2 separate regions of the Homo sapiens genome follow, and region 2 is linked to region 1. A link is a loop called in an ENCODE intact Hi-C map of the cell type or tissue named here. Cell type or tissue: K562. All regions are shown on one strand. Each heading gives the region's core, and the rest is flanking DNA. Links, peaks and the distances in the headings are about the cores only.

Region 1 (2,913 bases), core at 414-2,913:
GTTACTCAGGAGGATGAGACAGGAGAATTGCTTGAACCCAGAGGCAGAGGTTGCAGTGAGCCAAGACTGTGCCACTGCACCCCAGCGTGGGTGACAGAGCAAGACTCTGTCTAAAAAAACAAAGTTGTAAAGGAACTCAATATTCATCACCACAAAGTTGCCATTTTACACAAATGCCTGATAAAAAGTATTATTTCCTTTACAGTATTAATTCAACGGGTCTGTGATGAACCATACCTCAACTTTGTTGTGCAGGAAGCTTCTAGATTTATACATACGAACAATAATAAAACCATAGTTGAAATTTGTCAACCATTTACTTTGTGCCAGACCCTTTACCTGTATCAGCTCCTTTATTCTTCACAGCAATCCATAAGGCAGTGCTTTTATGATGTCACCTTTACAGGTGAGGAAACAGGGAAGTAAAGCAAAGTGCCTAAGGTCTCAGGATAGTAGACAGAATGATGGGCCCCCAAAGATGCCCACTTCCCAATCCCCAGAACATGTGATTATGTTAAGGTGCAAGATGAAAGGGACTTTGTAGTGTAATTAATTTAGGAATCTTGAGATGAGGAGATTATTTTAAATTATCTAGATGGGCCCTTTATAACCACAAAGGTTTTTATAAAGGAAAGATGGAGTTAGGAGAGTCAGAGAAGGAGATGTGACAAAGCAAAGCAGAGAAGCAGAGATGAGATACACACACACACACACACACACACACACACAGAGAGAGAGAGAGAGAGAGAGAGGAGTCAAAGGTACTGAGCTCCTGGCTTTGAAGCTGAAGAAAGGGACTGCGAACTGAGGAATACAGGTGCAGGTGTCTTGCATCTGGAATCCGGGAAAGGCAAGGAAACAGATTCTCTCCTAGATTTCCCAGAAGGAACACAGCCCTGTGGATCCATGTGTTGGACTTCTGACCACCAGAACTGTATGATAACAAATTTGTGTTTCACATTGGTGACTTGTTACGGCAGCAACAGGAAACTAGTCCACACAGCTAGCAGGAGCAACAGCACCTGCCATGGGATGGGTGAGGCAATCATGTCACGAAAACCCTACCTAGAACCAACTTCCTCTCTCCAGTCCTTGCCCTGGAGCCCTTTGATGAGTGAACATCTCCCAGGGTCGCGTCCTCCCCATCTAACCACGGACCTCGTCCTCCCCCAGCTCCTGCTCCGGGCAGCACCTCACTCTTGCCCCTCATTTCCTAGGACCATTGAGGAGCACCTCAAAGCCAGTGTGAGATGAGCTGGAGTTGGGGCTTTAGAGACATGGGCAGAAGAGAAAGGCAGAGAGTCTGTAGCCTCTGTATACGTGGGTTTGGGGTAAAATGGCCTTCTTTGCCATCAGGCATCAATATCTTCATTGCAACAGCAGAAAGGGAAATAGCTGGAGCAACTAACTACACGTGTAGCTGAAGGTGAGGTCCAGGTGTGAGCACATAAGTAGGAGGCTGAGTTGCTGGGGGATCTGCATGGGCACAGGTGTGTGATGGGGTGGGGACTGGGGGCTGGCCTCTGCCAGAGCATCAGAATAGAGTAAAAGCACTCCAAAGCACTCTGGAGCACAGTCCTTAATGATGGCCCAAAGGAAAGTATTGGCCTTGAAGGAAGGGGGCTTCAAAGGCCCCTGGAGAGGGATGAGGGTTTTATTTTGAGGCTGGGGGACGGAAGGGGGCAACAAAATAGTTCCTAAAGGCCCCTCCATAGAACTTCTGGACTTTGCTGCCACCTTGTGGAAACCACTTAGAAGGCAGGGTTGTGGCCGCCCCGGCCAAAGATTGACATCTCACTGGGGTCTTTAGGATGGATACTTCTTTCCATCTGAAGTGGGACGGGGGTTGGGAGGGGGGGGTTGGAGTTCTCCCAGGCTCATGGTGGTGAATTTCCAGGCTCCCCTAGTCCCAGCTGTCATACTCATGATGTGTCTGTCTGCCAAGAGTTTAGCTCTCTTTGCAGATACAGGGACACAGCAGGTGGTGTTGCATAGGAGGAGCACAGAAAAGTTTGCCAGTATCCCATAGGCTTTCCCAGAGCAGGAACTCAAAGGTGTGGTTTTAGGGAGGAACCGTGTGCAAAGAAGCTCTGAGTGTGCAGAGGCAAAGGAGGGAAGGTGGTAATGGGAGAAAAGAGTCAGGAAAGTGTTGGACACAGAGGTCTGGATTCAGCCTGATAGGGACAGGAGCTTCATCCCCCTCTGGGCTTATGCTGAGTGACCAGTTCATCTCACTCGCTCATTTGTAAAATGGGGACATGAAGGAGAAAGGCTTCTCCTCCACAGTGCCCTATGAGCAGTTCTCACCCATTCAGAATGAGATGTGAGCCATCCGAGAAGGGCCGATACGCCTCTAGCCGTCTCCCCACCACAGCCTCATGATTTCCTGGACTTTTGCTCCATATTGGGAGCACGGTCCCCACCACACCTATGAGCCATGTACTAATATGATTCCCATTTTACAGGTGAGAAGATTGAAGTACAGGGCAGCTAAGTGCTTGTCCAGGGTTTCAGAGCTAGCCTGTGTTGGGGCCAGATTTCAAGTTTTGAATCTCCCTGTTCACACGGCACTCTTTCACTGTCCTCAATAAGTATGTTTCAAAAAATGAATAGGAGTGGTCAGGCTTTGGGTGTGCCAGCTCTGGGAGCCCTCCCAACTGGACCTCTGATAGGAAATCAAGGCAGATCTTCTCTTCTTCCTGATCTGCCCCTTCCCAACCTCAACAGATAAAGGTCTCTTTTTAAAGTCTTCTAGGAAATGAGATTCCAATCCTTCCCTTTCCACTCCCGATCTAATTCATGTTAGTAATAGCATTATCAGAAAGTTCTTCCTACAGTCTAAACTCCATGCCTCCAGATAGTAGAAAGAGAATATAGATCAGGCTTCTGTTTCAGAGAGGGATATTCTTGGTC
Region 2 (2,913 bases), core at 279-2,778, 770 kb before region 1:
CATACCCTACCAAAAATGTTTAATTACCATGCATTAAATAATCAATCATTAAATCAATGTGAAATTAATTTGTTCTAAGTTCTCTACACATACATGCTCAATTTGCAAGTAGCATGGTCAACTCCTCCCAACTTTAATTAATTAGAGCTGGCACTGGTGATGGAATATTTATTTATGGACCAGGTGCAATTAAAGAGGAATGGGCTAGGTTCACTCTAGAAATGCTAAGGGGAATTTAAGATATGAATGCTTGAGACACCTAGAATCTCAGAGCCAGATGTGACTTTTGTGATCATTTATTTCAGTTGATCCCTTTATATCATGGGGATCTGAAAGTTATAATGTGAGGTCATGTGCTATTCTCAGTATTTCAAAATAGCTAATGGAAGTGTAGATTTATTGATGATAAGGCTGCACAGGCTAGATAAAACATCAGGGTGTTTTGTTTTGCTTTTGGCTAGAATTATATTAACTCCTTATGATAACAGCAGTTATCCTCTAACCAAATACTCCAATTAGCAGTTAAATGTATCTTCTATGAAAAAAAGAACAAAAAATTAATTTTACTTTAATCAGTGAGTTTGTTAGAAGAGGGATTTTTTCAAAACAAGGGGAAAGGACAGGGTGCTGAGGGAACAAATAGTAGAAGTCTTTCTAGTAAAAAGATAGAAAAGCACTATTCTTGCCCCATAATTTTATTTTATAGAAGATTGCCCATATGACACAGACAAGTTTATGAAGCTACTTAATAGAAGCAATTAACAGCAATCCCAGCATATCAAAGGCTAGTTGAGGAATAAATGTAGTGAACTAAAAGTAGAATGTCCCCAGTGACAACAAATTTGAAGCAGGAAAACCAGTCAGGAGGCTGGTGTGGCATCCCAGAGCCATGACGTTGTCCTAATTTCAAGCAGTAGATGTTGAAGTCACGATGAATAGGCCTCAGTGACTGATGGACACTGGCTTGGGGGTGTGAGAATGGAGGGGAAGGGAAGGAAGCACCTCAAATGACAGTGGGGTTTCTGACTGGCAGCTTCTGAATGTGCCATTTGTTGAGGCAGAGGAGAAATATCATAGAAAACAAATATTGGGAAATGACCTCAGAAGGCCTGAGAAGGCTGAGATTTAAAGACTGGCTTCTGTTTCAAAGGTGTCCAGGGAATCTTCCCAGCCTGCTCTCTAGTCATGTGCCAGCAGGGAGAAGCCTCTGCGGAAGGCAGACGCCAGGGGTCAGTGCAAGCCCAACTTCCCCATCTGGAGTGCTGAAGTCCCTTTCCTTCAGCGTCTGTTCATTACCAAGAGAATTTAGGAGAACTCTAAACAGCAGATTCGTTTATGATAGCAGCATTTACAAGCAGTTGTAATTATGGTGTATGGAAAACAATTATTCCCTACTAAAATTGCTCTTTTAATTTTCTCTTATTTGTCCCACAGTGAATGTTAAATAAGCCTCATTGCCTCACAGACTGTCTCGGATATGTGCACGGATGTTCCTAAATATCAGGCTGTGAAAGACACAACATGTTCTAACCTGCGCATGCACACTCCCACACACACATACACACTCACATCACACATTACACTGACAAGCCCCGGGACAAGCATGCATAGGTACCCCATGCCACTTCCCAACCCAGGCCCATCTCATGCAACCTCCTCCCCATCCACCTGGAAAGCACCTGCTCATCTTCCTCAAGAGTCACCTCTTCTATAAGCCCTTTCCCTCCAGAGCCCCCAAACAGACCTGGCTACTCCATCCTTTATGCTACCATGCCCTCTGAGCAGGTATTTCCCCCTCTGGAATGTCCATTTACTTCTGAGTTTACACGTTAGTCTTCACACATGAGATCTTAAGTACCTTGAAGGCACGGGCCTTATCTTATGCATTACCATTCCCCAAAGCTCAGCACATGTAAAAACTTAATAAATCAGTTTTCAGTTAAATAAGTGAATAGTTTAGCATAAAGAGGCTTGGCGGCCGGGCGCGGTGGCTCACGCCTGTAATCCCAGCACTTTGGGAGGCCGAGGCGGGTGGATCATGAGGTCAGGAGATCGAGACCATCCTGGCTAACAAGGTGAAACCCCGTCTCTACTAAAAATACAAAAAAATTAGCCGGGCGCGGTGGCGGGCGCCTGTAGTCCCAGCTACTCGGGAGGCTGAGGCAGGAGAATGGCGTGAACCCGGGAGGCGGAGCTTGTAGTGAGCCGAGATTGCGCCACTGCCGTCCGCAGTCCGGCCTGGGCGACAGAGCGAGACTCCGTCTCAAAAAAAAAAAAAAAAAAAAAAAGAGGCTTGGCTAGGGACAAGGAAAAGGGCAAGGATGAAGACATTTAGCATGCTGGAAAATCACAACCAGGGCCTGCCTCTAACTTACACAGGCTTCCCTAGTGAAGTCATGGGTGTGATGCTGGGAAGTCTGCATCAGACTGAATCGTGGGGTGCCCTGGATGTCAGGCTCAGTGGACAAATAATAAAACACCATCGTAGGTTCTTGTTCTGGTAGTTATGAAAATAACGGATTGCTTTCTCTTTCAGTTCATAGCTGAACGTACTGCTCTCCTAATAAAGGCCACAAAATTGCCTGCTTTCCCAAAATGTTGGTTTGCAAATAGCTTAGTTTTCATATTTTCAACCTCTACCTAGAAAGGCAGGAAAGGCAGTAGGTGTCAGGAGCTGAGTTTGCCTCCTTTCTGAGGACTTCTGTGATAATAAAGCACATTTGCAGAAATGCATTCCATTTCAAAGTATCTGGGATCTTAGTGTGGATGCAAAGACAATGCACCGTAGGAGTCCCTAACTGCACTTGACAAGAAAATAGGTGTCCTTCAAATCAGACCCCTCAGACAGATGGGTGGGGATGAGAAACAAAACACATCTTCATAATCAGAAGCAATGACATTTAATAAAGTGAT

What was found. A loop is a pair of places that touch in the nucleus more often than their neighbours do. Peaks named below come from ENCODE experiments on the same cell type or tissue, not always from the same donor. Only the 100,000 strongest peaks of a DNase experiment are listed, where the experiment ranks them.
Region 2: it touches region 1 in a loop (7-fold over the local background); 7 of 110 quality-filtered maps call a loop at or near these places.

Annotation. Positions count from the first base shown.
Region 1 is chr11:113,993,363-113,996,275 of GRCh38, reverse strand. LOC124902760 (a long non-coding RNA gene) reads left to right here. Exons shown (of 2, transcript XR_007062895.1): 2 at 206-315. Among named protein-coding and RNA genes, the nearest start is that of HTR3A, 20 kb to the right of the region's middle. In K562, for the core only: a CTCF peak has its summit at 1,742 (motif pointing left); a DNase peak (open chromatin) is centred at 1,775; H3K27me3 peaks cover 402 bases.
Region 2 is chr11:114,760,937-114,763,849 of GRCh38, reverse strand. It overlaps a transcript of NXPE2 not described here. Among named protein-coding and RNA genes, the nearest start is that of NXPE2, 84 kb to the right of the region's middle. In K562, for the core only: a CTCF peak has its summit at 1,230 (motif pointing right); a DNase peak (open chromatin) is centred at 1,229.